Linked DNA regions of Homo sapiens: region 2 is linked to region 1. A link is an interaction called in ENCODE POLR2A ChIA-PET data of the cell type or tissue named here. Cell type or tissue: Panc1. All regions are shown on one strand. Each heading gives the region's core, and the rest is flanking DNA. Links, peaks and the distances in the headings are about the cores only. Region 1 holds the start of LRFN1 (leucine rich repeat and fibronectin type III domain containing 1). Region 2 holds the start of CCNP (cyclin P).

Region 1 (9,401 bases), core at 2,713-6,712:
TTTCTAATTGTTCCCCTCTCTGTCCCCGGTTTCAGGGACGTGGGAACTCCCTCCCCCCACCCCTTTTCAGGTTCCCGGTAGAGAGGTGGCTGTTGCCATGGTAACAAAGACATAGTGACCTTGGGCCTGGGCTGCCCGTTCCCCCAACCTTGGTGTTTCCGGGGATAGGGTCCAAAAAGCCCAGCTCCAAGCCCTCCCAGCCTTAACACACCATCCCCTTACCACCCCACTCTACCCTATCTCTTGCCCGCTCACCCCCAATCAGGGCAAGTCCTTTGCATGAGGGATTCGGGATAGAATCACTCTACACTGGTCCATAGAGAAAATTCACCCTGCCCTAAATTCTCTGGAGGGTTAGGTTGAGCTCCTCTGCCCTCCACTAGTGCTGTTTTCCTGTCCCTATCTCTCTGTCCCTCCCTCTGATCACAGGCCCAGTCCCTGAAGGCAGGAGATGGAGGAGGAGGAGGACTGGAGACAAGAGGGGTCATTCAATTAAATGGACAAGGAACTCCTGGCCTGCAGAGGTCAGAGAGGCAGAGGGACTCATCCAAGGTCATGCACTTACATGATCAAATGAATACTAATAGCTGACCCTCCTCTTGAGGGCTTCCTATGTACCAGGTACTTCTATAAGCAGTTTATAGGCATTAGCTTATTTAATTATTGCAATACCTCGTGAAAAAGGTACTATTATTCTCTCCAACTTAAAGACGATAAAAATCTGAGGCATAGAAGCCAAAGGCACCTGTGGTCTGTACAGTTAGAACTCTTTAAGCCCAGGCTATCTTGGGGGTCAATGGCCACACTCTCTCTTAGGCAAGAGACTTAGGGAACCTCCTCCTCCTCCCCGCTCCCCTCCCCCTCCCCTCCCCTTCCCTCTCCCCCTCCCCCTCCCCCCCCTCCTCCTCGTCCTCCTTGGTGGTACTCCCACCCTCCATAGTGGAACTTCTGTTTCATCCAGGCTTGTGATTACAAACGGTCCAATCAGAAAGAGCCATGCACAAGGACTTGCCCGATCAGGAGCAAAGCATGGGAAAGCAGGGGCCAATCAGAAAGGGTGGCTCACAGGCGCAGTCCAATGCAGAGGGAGTACAGCTAGGGATTGTGGAAGGACCAATCAGAGAGGCCAGAACAGACTGCACTATCCAATGAGGAGTCAGCACAATGGGACGTGTCTTCGGGTTTGGGGAGATTCCCTGGAGAGGCAGTACAAACTGGGGACCGCCTCCTCTAGTTCCACCAACCTATCCTATAAACGCCCACAGATCCAAGCTCCCTAAGTTTTGAGTCGGTGCCCTAGACTTGGGGGACTTCCTAACCTTGAAAGGGCCGGAATGGGCATTGCTTAGCTTTAAAAGGGCTGGAGTTTTTGCTTTGGGGCAGGGCCTAAGAGTCTGGGGGTGGGGCCTAGGCTTGGGGCGGGGCCAGAAGAATGGGATTGGTAGAGGGTCTGTATTAGGTTTGGGGCAGGAATTAGGGCTCCAGGGAAACAATTAAGATGTCTAGTTCAACCTGTTGCCCGTTTTTCAGGCCAACTCACACATTCCCTTACCTTATGGGACATTCTCCAGCTGCTGGGTATACCCTTTTCTTCTAGGGAACCTGGGCTAAGAGGTCGTTATTTATTCCTTCCTGTGGTCCCTGAACTGAGTCTGGAGCCAGACTAGATCCCCAGTCCTCTCCCAAGACGCATTTGAGAACACATGTTGGGCCAGGCACGGTGGCTCACGCCTGTAATCCCAGAGGATCACCTAAGGTCAGGAGTTCGAGACCAGCCTGGTCAACATGGTGAAACCCCATCTCTACTAAAAATACAAAAAAATAGCTGGGCGTGGTGGTACGTGCCTGTAATCCCAGCTACTCGGGAGGCTGAGGCCGGAGAATTCACTTGAGCCGGAGAGGCAGAGGTTGCAGTGAGCCGAGATCGCTCCATTGCACTCCAGCCTGGACAACAAGAGCAAAACTCCGTCTCCAAAATAAATAAATACATAAATAAATAAAAATAAAATAAAAAGAACACATGTTGTCTAGGTGCAGTGGCTCACACCTTGTAATCCCTACATTTTGGGGGGCCGAGGCTGGAAATCTTAGAGGCCGAGAGTGTGCGACCAGCCTGGACAACATAATGAGACCGCTTCTCTACAAAAAATAAAAAATTAGCTGGGTGTGGGGGTGCGTGCCTGTAGTTGGGAGGCTGAAGTGGGAGGATCACCTGAGCCTGGGGAGGTCGAGGCTGCAGTGAGCCATGATCACGCCACTGCACTCCAGCCTGGGTGACAGAGGGAGACCCTGTCTTTAAGAAAAGCACGTTTACTGAGTTCCTGGGTGGCAGTCACTATTCTGGGCACTGGAAGATGTTGGTGTCCGTGCCACTTCCCTTGGGAGGCTTATATTTCAATGACTAGACAGTAAATAAATAACAATAAATAGGTAAACAAGTAAACAAAATAAGAGGGTGACAAGAGCCAGGCGCAGTGGTTCACGCCTGTAATCCCAGCACTTTGGGAGGCCAAGGCAGGAGGATGGCTTGAGCCCAGGAGTTCGAGACCAACCTGGGCAACACAGCAAGACCTCATCTCTTTTTTCCTTTTAAAATAAAAATAAAGAGAGTGATAAATACTATAAGGGAAATAAATAAGGTGATGTGCTAGATAGAAATGGTGGCACCTGGTGGGGCTGTTTGTTGCCGCCAGAAGAGTCCTGCTTCCCCACTCCCTAACATTTACTATGAAACATTTCAAACATGCAGCCAAGTTGAAATAATTATATATATATGTGTGTGTGTGTGTGTATTATATATATATCTATATATATATTTATATAAAAGTTTATTAGAGATGGGGTCTCGCTATGTTGCCCGGCTGGTCTTGAACTCCTGGGCTCAACTGATCCTCCCTCCTCGGCCTCCCAAAATGCTGAGATTGCAGATGTGAGCCACCACGCCCAGCCTGAGTTGAAATAATTTTATAGTGAACACTCATATACCCATCACTTAGATGCCACCACTGACACGTCAAGGTATTACTTCATCATATATCCATCCAGCCACCCTTCTTCCTCCTCCTTCTCCTCCTCTTCCTCTTCTTCCTCCTCTTCTTCCTCCTTTCTTCTTCCTCCTCCTCCTTCTTCTTCCTCTTCCTTTCTTTTCTTCTCTCTTTTCTTTTCTCTTCTTCCTCCTCCTCTTCCTCCCCTCCTCCTCCTCCTCCTCCTCCTTCTTCTTCCTTTCTTCTCTCCTTCTCCTTCTTCTTCTATTTCAAAGTAACATCAGACTGCTGGTTGGGGGCCCAGGTAGGGATGGTGTGTGTAAATTGGGGATGGAAAAGGAAGGTCTCTTTGAAGAGATTACATTTAAGACCATCATGAAAAGAAAGAACCAGCAGCCATGGAAAGGGGAGAAGAGTGCATATGCTCAGGGGCTGCTGCTGTGGGCTGGTGTGTTGGAGGAATAGGAAAGTCATCGTAGAAGCTGAACAAGGGGTCGGATGCGGTGGCTCACACCTGTAATCCCAGCACTTTGGGAGACTGAGGTGGGCGGATCACTTGAGGTCAGGAGTTCGAGACCAGCTTGACCAACATGGCAAAACCCTGTCTCTACTAAAAATACAAAAATTAGCCGGGTGTGGTGGTGGGCGCCTGTGGTCCCAGCTACTCAGGCTGAGGTAGGAGAATCGCTTGAGCCTGGGAGGCAGAGGTTGCAGTAAGCCGAGATCATGCCACTGCACTCCAGCCTGGGTGACAGAGTGAGGCCCTGTCTCAAAAAAGAAAAGAAAAGTCATTGTTAAAACTGAAAGAGGGGCCAGGAGTGGTGGTGCACGCCTGTAAACCCAGCACTTTGGGAGGCTGAGGCGGGAGGATCACTTGATCCCAGGAGTTCCAGACCAGCCTGGGCAACATAGTGAGACCCCCATTTCTAAAAAAAAAAAGAAAAAAAAAAAAAAGAAGAAGAAGAAGCTGGAACAGAAGAGGAGAGTCGTTGGAAATAGGGTCAGCTGGGACCAGAGCTCACAGGGCCAGATTGGCTCTATGAATAAGGCATATCTCCCTCGGTTTCAGCTTCTTTCTTCTTCCATCTGTCTCTCTTATTATTATCTTTTTTTCTCTCCCTCTCTTTTCTACTCCTGTCCAGCCCAGGCCTACCCTCACCCTCTTTCCCCATCACCCCTACCCTGTTCTGCCACATACTATCTGTGTGACCTTGGGCAAGTGACCAAACCTCTCTGTGCCTCTATTTCCCTTATCCATAAAATGGGGATGGTAATAGGACCTCTTCATTTGGCTGTTGTGTAGATTGAATGAAGTGATAGATGTGAAACCCTTAGAATCATTTCTGGCACATAAATAGTGCTGTATATGTGTTCACTTGTGTTGTTGTTGTTATTCCTACCCCCAAGCTCCAGCAGGGAGCACTAGCAACCACGGTGGGAGGTGGGGATGCTGCCTGGGTGGTGGCGATGAAGGGTGGAGTCTGGAGAATAGGGGGATTGTGAGTGTCCCCAGGGACATCTCAGAGTTGCGCTTGGGGTTAAGGTTCACCAGAAGGAGTTATCTGCAGAGCTGAGCTTGATCTGGGGGATAGGGCGGGCTTCATGTAAATAATTTAGGCCAGGCACAGTAGCTCATGACCACCGTGGTCAGGAGTTCAAGACCAGCCTGGGCAACATAGTGAGACTCCATTTATAAAAAAACTAAAACAAAACCAAAAACAAAACAGCTACTGAGGAGGCTGAGATGGGAGGAACACTTGAGCCCAGGAGGTCCAGGCTGCAGTGAGCTGTGATCACACCAGTGCACTCCTGCCTGGGTGATGGAGTGAGACTCTGACTCAAAAACAAACAAATAAAAAAAAAGAAAGAAAGAAAAATTAGACTGGGTGCGGTGGCTCATGCCTGTAATCCCAGCACTTTGGGAGGCTGAGGCGGGCGGATCACTTGAGGCCAAGAGTTCGAGACCAGCCTGGCCAACATGACAAAACCCTGTCTCCACTAAAAATACAAAAAGTAGCCAGGCATGGTGGGACATGCCTGTAGTCCCAGCTACTCGGAAGGCTGAGGCAGGAGAATTGCTTGAACCCGGGAAGCAGAGGTTGCGGTGAGCGGAGACCATGCCAGTGCACTCCAGCCTGGGCAACAGAGCAAGACTCTGTCTCAAAAAAAAAAAAAAAAAGAAAAGAAAAAAGAAAAAGAAAAGAAAAATTAGCCGGGCGTGGTGGCGCACACCTGTAATCCCAGCTACTAGGGAGGCTGAGGCAGGAGAATTGCTTGAACCTGGGAGGTGGAGGTTGCAGTGAGCCGAGATCGTGCCACTCTACTCCAGCCTGGGTGACAGAGTGAGACTTTGTCTAAAAAAAAAAAAAAATTAGGAAAGGGGTTTAGAGGAGGACCTCTGTACAGTGGGATCCAAAACGAGAAGGGTTTGAGACCCCAGGAATCTGGGGCACTGCATGAAACAACACAGATTTTTAGGGGAGAAGTTGCTGGGTTTAGGGACCCTGTGAATATCTCAGAAAGAGAAGGAGAGTGGCCTGAGATACTCAGTGGGGTTTGAGGGAAGGGGTGGGGTTCAGCTATGGGACAGGGGATGGGCAAAGGGGTCTGAACTAGGAAGGAGCAAGGCATTCTGGGCTCTATGGAAGTCACAGGGAGGGGGGACTTTCAGGGTCCAAGAGAAAGAACTGGAGCAAGAAGGAGGCAGGGTCCTCAAGGGGGCAGGACTAGTAGGGGGTGGGAAAAAATTGGGGCTAATTGGGGAGTTTTGGAAACCAAAGGATGTCTTGGAGGAGAAGGAGAGAGAAAGGTGTAAGGTCAAAGGGGTGGAAGATGGTTTGGGGTCTAATGGGGTTCATGGGGAAAGTTTAAGGGTCTTCCATAGGGATAAGAGACATTTTAGGGCCCCCTAGAAGTTAGGCATGGTTTGGAGTTCATACTGGGGGTAAGGGAATGGGTTAGGGTCCTTGAGGGTAGAAGGACATGGCTGGGGGTCCCCAAGAAGGAGTGGAATATGATTTGTGGTTCTGGTGGCTGTAGAATGTGGTTTGGGTCCCCAAAGGGAGTCAGGCACCATCTGGGATTTGGCTGACATATGGTCTGAAGTCTCCCCCGATGTTAGGGTATGATTTGGGGTCCGTGAGGGAAGGGGTGTGGTCTGGGGGTCTATCTGAATGTTGGGATATGATTTAGGGTTGCTGGTGGGGTGGTCTGGATCCCCTTGGATGCTGGGATATGATCTGGGATTCTTCTGGGTTTGGGGGCATGGTCTGGGGTTCCTGACAGTGTGTGGGTCATAGTCTGAGGTCAAGCAGGAGAGCAGGGCATGATTTGTGGTCCTGGGTGGCCCTAGAACATCGCCTGGGTTCTCAAAAGAGGTGAGGCCTGATCCGAGGTCCCCCTGGGTATTAGGACGTGATGGGAGGTCTCTGTAGGGAGATCCGGGGTCCCTAGGCCAGTTGGGGCGTGGTCTGGGGGGGTCTCCGGGGAGGCCGGCGGGGCTGGGGGTGGGGCTGGGGAAGGGTCGGGGGCGGGCCCGCGGCGGCTCGGCAGTGGAGAGGGGTCTGCGGCGGGTTCGGGGCGGGGATCCCGGGTGTGCGACCGCCCCGCCCGGCCGCCCCCACCAGTCGGCGCCCCCTCCCCCCTTGCGGCGGCGGTGGCGGCGGGCGGCGCGGAGGGCGGAGCTCGGCTGCGGCTCGGGAGGGAGGGCGGGAGGCGGGAGGGAGGCGGCCCCGCGGCACCGCGCCCCCTCCCCCGGCCCTCCCCCCACCATGGCGCGGAGCGAGGCAGCGGCGGCGGGGCCGGGCCCGGGGCCCCCCCGGGCTGGGTGAGCGCGGCCTGCAGCGGCCCGGGAGCGGCGGGCGGGGGCGCGGGTGTGTGCGCGGGTGTGAGCGTGCGAGCGTGCGAGTGTGTGTCCGTGGCGCTGCGGCGGGCCCGGCGTGCGCCCGCGCGGCCCTATGTGTGCCCGGTGCCGGCGTGTGCGGCGCCCTGCCCGTGTGGCCATCGGGTGTGCGCGGGGTGTCGAGCCCGGCCGGCGTGTCCGGCTGTGCACGCGTGTCCCCCCGAGCGGCCGCCCCTCCGGCTGTGTGTCTGGGCGCTGTCGCGCGCCCATCGGAGGGGCTGTGTGCAGGTGTGTGTGTGCGTGGGTTGTGTGCCCAGGTGTGGGTCCCCCCCAAGCCCATGTGCGTGCGCGACTAGCTGCTCTGGGTGTTTGTGTCCGGGTTGGATGTCCATCCCCGGGTCTGTGGAGCCGGGTGTGCCCGCTCGGGTGTCCATTTGTGTGTGTGTGTGTGTGTGTGTGTGTGTGTGTGTGTCTGCGGGTTGTATGTCTCCGAGGGTGTGTATCTGTGAGTCCACGGCAGGTTGCTGGCTTGGGGGCTGAGGCTCGGCGCCCAGGCCTCGGTGTGGATTTGGGGGAGGGGAGTTCGCCGCTCCCTCGGTCCATGTCAACTGGGGGGTCCTTAGCGGTCCTGGGGGAAGCGGCCATGTCTTCCCCTTCCCGGTGGTTGCGGGGGGGGGATGGGCGGCCAGGAGGTGGACAGATGGAGGGGGGATGAGAGGCCGAGAAATGGACAGATGGGCCCTGAGGTGGGGGTTGGGGGGCGAAGACCCGGCCCTTCCCCACCCACTCCACCCTAATTCCCCCACCGGCCAGACATCTGCAGACGGAGCCAGAGTTACCTCCATCCTGATGGCCAGGCTGGGGAACCTTTGGGGCTGCTGGTGGGAGGATCTCCTTGAAACGGTGATCTAGGACTCAAACCCCCAAATCCTCTTGAGTTTCCACCTGCTGAACTCTGACCTCTGGCCTGGCTTTTGCCCTGGTTTTTTGGGGGTGTGGAGGGCAGGATGCTGAATGTGCTGCAGGGATGTTAGGATTTCTTGGGCCTGGGAAGTAAGTAGGTGGGGTGGTGGGGGGGTGCCTCAGGGCTGGGAGGAATGTGTGTCCAAGACTGTGTGAGTGTGAATCTGGGCCTGTCTACTGACTGTGCTACTGTGGTTCAGTATTTTCTATGCATTTGGAAGTGTGTAAATCACAGGACTGTTGTGTGAGCATGTGTCTGTTATGAGTGAACATCTTGGCGTGTCTGCAAAGGTGGATCTTTTTGTGCCTGTGTGCGTGTTCCAGTGTGGATCAGCCTCGTATCTGTATGCTTGTGGTTTTGTGTGTGTGTGTGTGTGTGTGAGGTATGTATCTGTTAGCGTGGTGCTGTATCAACTTTGCAACATGGAGATGTGTGAAGTATGAGTGTGTCTAGGCATTTAAGAGTGTGCACTTGTGTATGTTTGCACAGGTGTGTGTGTGTTTGTTAGATGTGTGTGCCCCTGTGTGCTGGTGAGTGTGCAAGGTAGATCTGTTGTAAATGCATGTACCTGGTTGTCTGTTAGGGGGCACATGAGTTTCTCTGTTGTATCTGTGCATTTGTGTGTGTGAACTTGCATGGCAGAGTCAGTGTTGTACATGTATTGTTGCATGCAGGTGTGTCAACCTTGAGGGTATGTATCCATCTATGTTGTGAGTCTGTTTGTGTTTTGGTGTTGGTCTCTGGGGGTTGTGTATGTTCAGACATGTATGTGAAAGACACATGTGTCTGTGCCCTGGCACAAGGCTGTCCCTACTCTTGGGTTCAGTGGGTTTGAGGCCCATGTGGCATGACCTCTGGTATACTGGGGTCCCGCCTGGGGTCCCTGGACACAGTGTGTCCATATGCCAGGCCAAGTGCCCATAGAGGGCGGAGGGCACACAGATCATGTTGCTATGTTCATAGAAATCCAGATGTAGAGACTTGGGTTGTGGGCTTGCGTGGGTTCTGACATGGACACACATGTTGGTGTGGGCAATAGTATCATGGCAAGGATGGGAAACTTTGGCCCTTCCCCAGCTCTTGGTACCGTTCAGGACTTTGGAGTTGAGGGGCTGGGATGTAAACTCTTGGGTTCTAATGGAGGGCCAGAGGTCTGGTCTGGACTCTTGGGTCAGAGGGAAGAGGGGGCTGGGGTTCTTGGCTCCTGAAACCCCAGAGGACAAAGGGCTAAAGTCCTCGACTCCTGGGCTTTGGAGGGTGAACAACCCTGAGGCCTAATCTAGGATTCCAGAGAGGACTTCTGGGTTCCTGTGAGACTATGCAAAACCCGCCACAGGAGGACTGAGAGCGTGATCACACCAGGGACTTCCTTGGCCGGGATGGTCTCCAAGGCAAGATCTGGTGCACAGAGAAGAGCCAGAACGATGCTAACAAGGTGGTTCTGTTCCTTTGCAGGTGCTGGCCCAGGCCCTGACTCCCTGAAGAGAGGTGAGTAGAGCCGTAAGGCTTCAGAGAGAGAGAGACATGGGGGGTGATGGGGCTTGCTGTCAGCCAGCTGGGGGTCTGGAACCCTGCCTCGCATGGATTTCAGTTCAGGGGATGACAGTTTCCT
Region 2 (9,401 bases), core at 2,475-6,474, 900 kb before region 1:
CTAAGATTATTCCAGGCCTGGGGCAGGAAATGTACAAGATGAGCCTGGGGCATCTTGCAGTGCCTGAAAGCACGCACTGATATGCTTAAGTCACAGGGACACAGGAGCCAACAGAAAGCTTCCAGTGGCCAAAGCTGAAAAGAATTTGAACAACAAAATAAATAGCATAATATTGGGTTTTCACCTAAAATGTGAAATAAGTCTATTGCTAAGTGGCAAAATGGGGAGAATATGCAAATCTACACAAAATCATAAGTAATTTCTGTAGACAGCCTTCAAGGAGGGCTATGGAACCCCCACTTCTTAGGCGTGGGCTGCAGTGACTCCTCCAAAGAGTGCAGTGTGGAGAGGGGGAAAAGTAACTTTTCAGTGAAGGTCCCTGGCAAACACTACATCATCCAGCCAATCGAGGCAAACACTGCTGATGAATCACCTTCACAGTGTCCCTTTAATGTGATAGAATGGCACTTTCCCTCTGATCCTCCTCTTGCAGACACACACCACCTCACTGAGAGGAAGCAGACATCAGACAGATCTCAGTTGAGGGATTTGTCTGCCAAGGTGGTTAATCAGAAAATTCTGAGAAAGTGACACATCCAAGATCAACCAAAAGAGTCATGGTGACTAAATGTAATGTTTCCTGAAATAGAAAAAGAACGTAGGGAAAAAGGAAGGCTTGAATAAAGCATGGACTTAATAGATGAATATTGGTCTAACGGATTGTGACAAATGGGGCACACTAATATGAGATGTTCATTGGGGAAATTGGGTGTGGGGTAGGTGGGAACTGTCAATCTATTCAAAAAAGTTATGTAGAAGAATTACAAAATATACCCTTCGCCAGGTTCGTCATAGCATTTTACTTAAAACGGACAAAAATGGGATCAGAATGTTAAATTCACCCCTCCACCTCCCGCTCCACATTGTATACCTGTCCTAAAGAACATTCTGCTACATAACTGCTCTCCAGTTACCAAGGTCAGGAAGCTAACATTGAAACTGCTCTTCTGTACAGATTTTATAGTGTTCGCTAATGGTCACGCTTAATGTCCTTGTATGTTAAAAATTCCTAGCTAATGACCAGGCTCACATGTTGCATTCAGTTGGCAGGTGTGAAACTCACAGGGCAGTTATTTTGCAGTTATTTTCCCTCAACCAGGGTTGGTTGCCTCACTTTTTTTTTTTCTCTTTTTTTTAAGACGGAGTCTCACTCTATCGCCCAGGCTGGAGTGCCATGGTGCGATATTGGCTCTCTGCAACCTCTGCCTCCAGGGTTCAAGTGATTCTCCTGTCTCAGCCTCACCAGTAGCTGAGATTACAGGCACCCACCACCACACCCAGCTAATTTTTGTATTTTTAGTAGAGACAGGGTTTCACTATGTTGGCCAGGCTGGTCTCGAACTTACCTCAAGTGATCTGCCTGCCTCACCTTCCCAAAGTGCTGGGATTACAGGCGTGAGCCACTGCGCCTGGCCTAAAAGATATATATATATATATATATTTTTTTTTAAAGCTACTTACGTCTCTCCATTTGCCCGCAAGGAAATTCCTTGTGGACAGAAGACAGGCAGAGTTCAAAGTCATCCCTGTGCTCACATGAGACCAATGCATATCTGATGGCTTCCTCCGTCCTATTGTTTGACCCAGACTAGGCATGGATGGCTCTTCCTGTAAATTGTGCATTCAGTAAAAGGCTAATCAAACTCAAAAGAATGCAGCCGTTTGTCTCCTGTCTATGACCTGGAAGCCCCCTCCCCTGCTTCGAGTTGTCTTGCCTTTCCGGACCGAACCAATGTACAGCTTACACATATTGAGGACGTCTCATGTCTCCATAAAACGTATAAAACCAAGCTGTGCCCCGAATACCTCCTGAGGCCGTGTCACACGCACACCCTTAACTTTGGCAAAATAAGCTTTCTAAATTGATTGACACCTATCTCAGATACCTTTTGGTTTACACAGTTAATAAACATCTTGTGTAGAGACATTTTGTAGATATCCCGATTCCTATCAGATGTTCACCCACTAGTTTGAACATCTATTGATATTTCTTGCATGAAACGATGCTGTGGTGGTTGCCAAATAGGATTTTCCAACCTTCTACATTATTAGTTCGGCCAGTCATGGCGGCCCACACCTGTAATCCTAGCACTTTGGGAAGCCAAGGTGGGAGGATTCCTTGAACCCAGGAGTTCAAAACCAGCCTAGGCAACAAAGTGATACCCCAGTCTCTACAGAAAAATTTAAAAATTAGCCAAGCATGATGGCGCACACCTGTAGTCCTAGCTACTTGGGAGGCTGAGATGGGAGGATCACTTGAGCCTAGGAGGTTGAGGCTGCAGTGAGCCGTGTTCACACCACTGCACTCCAGCCTGGGTGACAGAGCGAGACCCTGTCTGAAAACAAAACACATTTATTAGTTCACTTTCTAAAGATTAGAAGAGCTTTTCTTTCCCACTGCCTGAGTTATATCAGAATAAACTTGTATTTTAATTTTATTCAGTGGTTTGTGATCTATGACTATCATCTTGATGCTCACATTTTCTAGATTTAGCTAGTGACTTCTGCATCTATGTGACTTGCCCTGCTGTTGGGACACTTTCTGCCACACAAAAATATTCCAGATCTTGTACCTTCTCTTGTATGACCCTGGGATCAGCCATTTCTCCAGGTAGCCCTGGTTCCTTTTAGTGGAGAATGGGATGTGGCGGCCAGGGTTTGGATGTTAGGGGTGCTTCTCACTATTGGGGTGTCGCTGCTCTTAAGCTCTCCCAGTGGATTAAGCTAGGAAATACATGTTTGCATACACACCACTTTTTAAAAAAAATTTTTTTTTTTTTGAGACGGAGTCTCGCTCTGTCGCCCAAGCTGGAGTACAGTGGCCCAATCTCGCTCACTGCAAGTTCCGCCTCCAGGGTTCATGCCATTCTCCTGCCTCAGCCTCCTGAGTAGCTGGGACTACAGGCTCCCGGCACCACGCCCAGCTAACTTTTTGTATTTTTAGTGGAGATGGGGTTTCACAGTGTTAGCCAGGATGGTCTCCATCTCCTGACCTCGTGATCCGCCCGCCTCGGCCTCCCAAAGTGCTGGGATTACAGGAGTGAGCCACCACACCCGGCCACACAACACTTAACTTCTATGTAAACAACCATGTGTTCACACAATTTTATCTCCAATTCCATTGCGACACCGACACCACAAGGGTCATTCTAACCTCCGATCTATGTTTGTACATCCATCCTCTGACGGTGCAAACCCTGATTCTACATTTTGAAATCATCCCGACTTTATGGTCAGGAAAGCGAGGCCCAGAGGGGCTGCTTCCGGGCAGCAGGATGAGGATCTGTCTCCAGCTGTCCGACCTTAGAGGGCTTCGAGAGGACAGAGCCAGCCTGCGGGGCACTCACCTTTGTGCACCTGCCCGGGCGAGGCGGGCTCAGTGCGCACGCGCCCAGGGGCCTTTAAAGCGCCCGCCGCGCGTCTCTTCCCCTAGCTGCAAGGGTCGGTGCTTGGCCTCGCCCGCAACACCCTCCTGGAGGATGCTGGTGAGAGGCAGGGACCAGGGGTCCGGCTCCCGGCTCGGGCCTATCGTTAGGCGCTGGGCCCCCAGGCCCTCTCCTTTGCAGAGTCTCGCTGCCTCCCTCGACGCAGAGCCTTCAAGCGCCGCAGTCCCCGACGGCTTCCCCGCGGGCCCCACTGTCTCCCCAAGACGCCTGGCGAGGCCGCCGGGGCTGGAGGAGGCGCTGAGCGCGCTGGGGCTGCAGGGAGAACGCGAGTACGCCGGGGACATCTTCGCCGAAGTCATGGTGAGCCTACCCGCCGCCTGCCCTGGTGAGGGCGACGCCGGCCCACCGCCCGGCACCCACTCAACACCACTCTGAACTCCCACCGCTCCAGCCTCTCCTCCCTATCACTGGCAGCCGGCGTTCCTTCCCTGCAACGTCCAGGCTTTTGTTTTGTTTTCACACAGCGCCGTTTCTACCGCTGGGAATGCCCTTTCCCACCGTCCCCGGGCTCTTTGCAGTCCCTCCTGGGGTGTTTATGGTCCCCTGTACTTGTCCTCCACATTTATTTGTTTAACAAATATTTAATGGTTTAGTAGCAAATGTTTTAGGTGCTGGAGATGCTGCAATGCTGGCCTCGTTCTGGGGAGATGAGCAAACACATAGAACAACTAGGGAAAGGCCACGCAAACCAAAACATTGGCCTCGCCAGCCTTCAGATATCCCTATGAGAGGGTTGCTGCGGAAGGAAGACTGAAGGGAGGAGTTTGTTGAACGTCTTGCCTGCGACTCTCCTGGGCCAGGATCTCTGTTAGGACCTGAGAGACACTTGTGTTGTGGGCAGAAGTCCCTGCCCTCGTGGGACTGGCAGCCTAGCGGCCAAATAGACAAAGCACACAGGGAGACATCTTCACAGTGAAAATGCTGAGACAAAGAGATAGTGATCGGGTGGTAGGAGTATAGACAAAGTCATGGAGATGTTAGCTGAATGACGGAAAGGTCGAGTAAGGGGCTGGGGAAGGACCCTCTCTGTAGAGGAAACAGGAAGTGCAAAGGGCCTGGGGTAGGAATGGGCTTGGTATAGTCTAGGAGCTAAAAAGAAGGCAGCTGTGGCTGACGCATGGGTTGTGGGGAGAGAGAGGGAAGAGGTGATGCTGGAGCAGAGCCTGAAAGAAATCAGAGTTTTCTCCAAGGGTACTGGGAGCCATGGAAGGGTTTTAAGCTGGGGAGTTCCTTGGTCAGATCTTTCTTTGGGAAGATGCTTCTGGGTGCTCTGAGGCAGAGGGGTTGAGGATTCGTGGTCAAGAGTTGAAGTCTGAGGCCGGGTGCAGTGGCTCATACCTGTAATCCCAGCACTTTGGGAGGCTGAGGTGGGCGGATCACCTGAGGTCAGGAGTTCAAGACCAGTCTGGTCAACATGGTGAAACCCCGTCTCTACAAAAATATAAAAATTAGCCGGGCATGGTGCCACATGCCTGTAATCCCAGCTACTAGGGAGGCTGAGGCGGGAGAATCGCTTGAACCCAGGAGGCGGATGTTGCAGTGAGCCAAGATTGCGCCATTGCACTCCAGCCTGGGCAACAGAGTGACTTTGTCTCAAAAAAAAAAAAAAAAAGTGAAGTCTGGGAACCTAGAGGGAGACGCCCAGGAGTCCACGTGGCGGAGAGGTGGGTATGGAGGCATCTGGAACGAAGCCCAGAGTTCTAGGTGAGGACACGTAAGAGGAGCTCATTTGGAGGCCAGTTTGGGTGTGGCATGCCTAAGATGTCCAACTGACTGGAGGAGGCTGCTGCATCCAGGGCTGGAGCTCAGGAGAAAGGCAGAGGCACAGGTGTGGAGAGTGAAGCGTCCCTGCCCCAACCCCAGGTGTGCCGCGTGCTGCCCCTGAGAGCCCTGCCCCGCGCTGTGACCCCGGAGATGCGCGCCCTGGTGGTAGACTGGCTGGTCCAGGTGCACGTAGGTATCTGGAAGGGTGTGGGGGGCTGAGTTTGCGTCGCCGCCCAGGACCCCGTGGTCACCCTTGCCCCTCCTCAGGAGTACCTGGGTCTGGCTGGTGACACACTTTATCTGGCGGTTCACCTGCTTGATTCCTACCTGAGCGCTGGCCGCGTGCGTCTACATCGCCTGCAGCTGCTGGGCGTGGCTTGCCTGTTTGTGGCGTGCAAAATGGAAGAGTGCGTGCTTCCCGAGGTACTTCCGGGGTGGGGTTTGGGAGGGTGGATGGAGTCCTTTGGGGAGTAACTGATTCAGTGACTACTGTGTGCCAAGCACCGTGCTGAGTCTGGGATTCCCAACATGTATGAGGGAGGGGCTGTCAATGTGTCCCTTAAACAGAAGAGGAGACCGAGGCTCAGAGAGAGGAAGACATTTGCCCCAAATCAAGCAGTTGGAACTTGGACTCAGTCTAGAATAGTCTGTCTTAAGGCTGGGGGTGGTGGCTCACGCCTGTAATCTCAGCACCTTGGAAGGCTGAAACCGGCAGATCACTTGAGATCAGGAGTTTGAGACCAGCCTGACCAACATGGTGAAACCCTGTCTCTACTAAAAATATAAAAATTAGCCAGGTGTGGTGGTGCACGCCTGTAGGCCCAGCTACTCAGGAGGCTGAAGTAGGATAATTGCTTGAACCCAGGAGGCGGAGGTTGCTGTGAGGTGAGATCGCGCTACTGCACTCCAAAAAAACAAACAACAACAACAAAAAAAAACAAAACAAATCACTTTGGGGAGCCAAGGTGACCTCGTCTCTAATTTAGAAAAGTAAATAAAAATAATATAAACTAGTCCATCTTGAATAGTTACCGTCAACATGCATGAATTCAGTGCCTTATCAGAACTGCCTGGTGAAGCAGGGAGTAGTATCTGTTTTACGGGGGGCGGGGGGTAGCTGAGGCAGAGAGCTTAAGTGAATGTCCTATGTCACACAGTGAGCAGATGATGGGGTTTGAACTCGAACCTAGGTCTTGAACCCAGGACCCTCAAGCCCGTGCTCTCTACGACTTCCAGACACAAGTCAATGGCCCCATTTTACACACCAGGAAACTGAGGTCCGGAACTTGGGGCCTTTCCAGGGCAGGGAGTAAAGAGCCCGGATCCAAGACTCCTTCACCTCCCCCCGCATCCCCCATCTGCAGCCCGCCTTCCTCTGCCTCCTGAGCGCGGACTCCTTCTCACGGGCGGAGCTGCTGCGCGCCGAGCGTCGCATCCTGAGCCGCCTGGATTTCCGGCTGCACCACCCCGGCCCGCTGCTGTGCCTCGGGCTGCTGGCCGCGCTGGCAGGGAGCAGCCCCCAGGTGAGCCCTTGTGAATACGCGGGGTGGGGGCGTGGCCGGCGCGAAGTGGGGCGTGGCCTGACAGTCGCCCCGCCTCACTTGCAGGTGATGTTACTTGCCACCTACTTCCTGGAGCTGTCTTTGCTGGAGGCCGAGGCGGCGGGATGGGAGCCGGGTCGTCGTGCGGCTGCGGCTCTGAGCCTGGCGCACCGCTTGCTCGACGGGGCGGGCTCCAGGCTCCAGCCAGAACTTTACAGGTGTAGTCTTGGCGGAGGAAGTGTATGGGGTCACCGCAGCTTCAGGGACTTACCTTCCTGGTCATTTTTACGGTCTCGGAGAATGAGAGACAATTATTGAGGAGGAGGTGGCACCTAGACTTGATTTTTCTGGGTGTGGGAGAGAATGGGGTGGGAGGACCCCATTAGTCCAGATCTGGGGTCTCTTAACCTTGCCCCAGAGTGGAAGATAGTCTCCCAGGCCCAGAAGATGCTCCTATTGCCTTCCAGGGCTGAGAACGAAGGATCACCCAGGCCTCGAGTCCTCCATCTCTGTATCTGGTGGTGGATGGGGTGTTCCTTTAGCTGCTAGGGCCGCTAACCATGCTACCAGGTGGCAGGGCGAACCATGGTTTCCCTCAGCCTGTGCACCCAGCATAGAGAGGATGGCTGCCCATCCTCAGCTCCCCTCCTTGCTTCCTCGAGTGTTCTGACTCCGCACTAGCCGCGCCCTGTAGGAAGAATAGGGTGTCCACCTCTCCCCGGTGCTCGCCTAGTCACTCCAGTTGAAGACGGGACGCGTGCCCGATCTCAAGAGAGCCCCCGACCCGTCCGTGGGGAACCACATCGACGCTTCTTCTCAGCCTCCAGTCTCCAGTTCCAAGGATGGGTCATCTCCAACCACTTGCCCTGCCTCAGTTTCTCCATCTCCCTGCTGCAGCCCCGAGGAACTGGGCACCCTCGAGCCGTGCATGGCCCGCGCTGCGCTCCGAGGTCCCGCGCCGGGTCGCGCCGCAGTCTTCCTCAAGTATGCGCGGCCCCAGCGCCAGGGGACCAGCCTTGCCGCCGCCTGCCTGCTCCGCCGCCTCCAGTCTGAGCCTCCCTGAGTACTGGGACTCAGTCACAAAAAAATCAACAACAAAAAACAAAACCCTCCCAGTGTGTGTCCGTCTCTCATCTCAATAAAAGAATTTATTTTATTCTGAGCGCTCTCTGCCCTCATTGGTCGAATTCCGGTCCCCTCTCGCTTTTGATTGGTCGCTTTCTAGGCCTCGCATCCCTCTGATTGGATGTGCTCACCACTTCCTTTAATGGTTGCTGGGAGATAAAATGCAAATTCTGAACTCCTCCACCAGGGGGCAATGGCGGGCTTCCCCAAGAGTCATTCAGCGGGATAAAACTGGGATCCCTTAAGGACTGGCAAAAAATCACAAGAGATGGGGACTGTGGGGGAGTTGAGAATGCCCATCCCGGTCAGAAGAAATGCTACCTCGATGTTGCCGGATTTTCAGATCTTATTCAAGTAAACCTGAGATTCTGCAATTCCATATCTGCGTTTAGATGTCAACTAATTCAGTCTTTCTGTTTTTGTTGTTGTTTTAGACGGAGTTTCGTTCTTGTTGCCCAGGCTGCTGGAGTGCAATGGCGCGGTCTCGGCTCACTGCAAACTCCGCCTCCCGGGTTCAAATGATTCTCTTGCCTCAGCTTCCCAAATAGCTGGGATTACAGGCTCCTGCCACCACGCCCGGCTAATTTTTGTATTTTTAGTAGAGACATGTTTCACCATGTTGGCCAGGCTGGTCTCGAACTCCTAACCTCAGGTGATCCTCCCGCCTCGGCCTCCCAAAGTGCTGGGATTACAGGCTTGAGCCACCGTACCCGGCCTAATTCAATATTTCTTAATGGTTGTACAAGCCCAACACATCACATATACTGGGCTATGAAGATAGGTTCTCCCAAGCCTGGAAGATGCTCTGCGAAGGTCATCAGTTTGTAGTAGTAAGTCCTGGATAGTAAGAGTTTTATCAATGGGGTCTGATATACTTAACCTGGGAAGTGCCCAGGTGTCAGTGGGGATAATTATGGTACCAACCTCCTGACACTGTGGTGAGGATGTGAGTTAAAATATACGTAAAGCAGCCAGGTGCGATGGCTCAAGTCTATAATCCCAGCACTCTGGGAGACCGAGGCGGGCGGATCACGAGGTCAGGAGTTTGGGACCGGCCTGGTCAACATAGTGAAACCCCGTCTCTACTAAAAATGCAACAAATTAGCTGGGTGTGGTGGCGGGCTTCTATAATCCGAGCTACTCAGGAGGCTGATGCAAGAAAATCGCTTGAACCCGGAAGGTGGATGTTGCCGTGAGCCGAGGTCACGTCATTGCACTCCAGCCCCGGCGACAGTGCAAGACTCCATCTCAAAATAAATAATAAAAAATAAATAAAAGGGAAAGCTCTTTATGACAATGTCTGACACCTAGGAGGTGTTGTAAAAGTGTTAGCATTGCATCCCAGCAGGACTGTGATTTTAGGTACAGTTGTCCTGTGCTACTGTGCCTGGGTACCTAGGCATTTACTTCGTCAGAAAACATGGTTATGAATCAACGGATCTCCTTTTTTTTTTATTTTTTTTTT

Evidence for each region. Peaks named below come from ENCODE experiments on the same cell type or tissue, not always from the same donor. Only the 100,000 strongest peaks of a DNase experiment are listed, where the experiment ranks them.
Region 2: POLR2A ChIA-PET joins it to region 1 with 13 read pairs; 1 of 35 experiments calls an interaction of 5 or more read pairs at or near these places.

What each region holds. Positions count from the first base shown.
Region 1 is chr19:39,318,202-39,327,602 of GRCh38, reverse strand. It overlaps LRFN1 (leucine rich repeat and fibronectin type III domain containing 1), which reads left to right and starts at 6,740. Exons shown (of 5, transcript NM_020862.2): 1 at 6,740-6,810; 2 at 9,245-9,277. RefSeq lists a silencer at 6,892-7,151. In Panc1, for the core only: no CTCF peak of the experiment used is centred there; a DNase peak (open chromatin) is centred at 4,432; H3K4me3 peaks cover 649 bases; H3K27me3 peaks cover 625 bases.
Region 2 is chr19:40,220,780-40,230,180 of GRCh38, reverse strand. CCNP (cyclin P) reads left to right here and starts at 3,492. Exons shown (of 5, transcript NM_024877.4): 1 at 3,492-3,806; 2 at 5,370-5,459; 3 at 5,538-5,693; 4 at 6,635-6,793; 5 at 6,878-7,973. The coding sequence starts at 3,540. The coding sequence ends at 7,129. RefSeq lists enhancers at 3,105-3,658, 5,163-6,362 and a silencer at 3,685-3,804. In Panc1, for the core only: no CTCF peak of the experiment used is centred there; DNase peaks (open chromatin) are centred at 2,548 and 4,157; H3K4me3 peaks cover 1,428 bases; H3K27ac peaks cover 574 bases; H3K27me3 peaks cover 1,076 bases.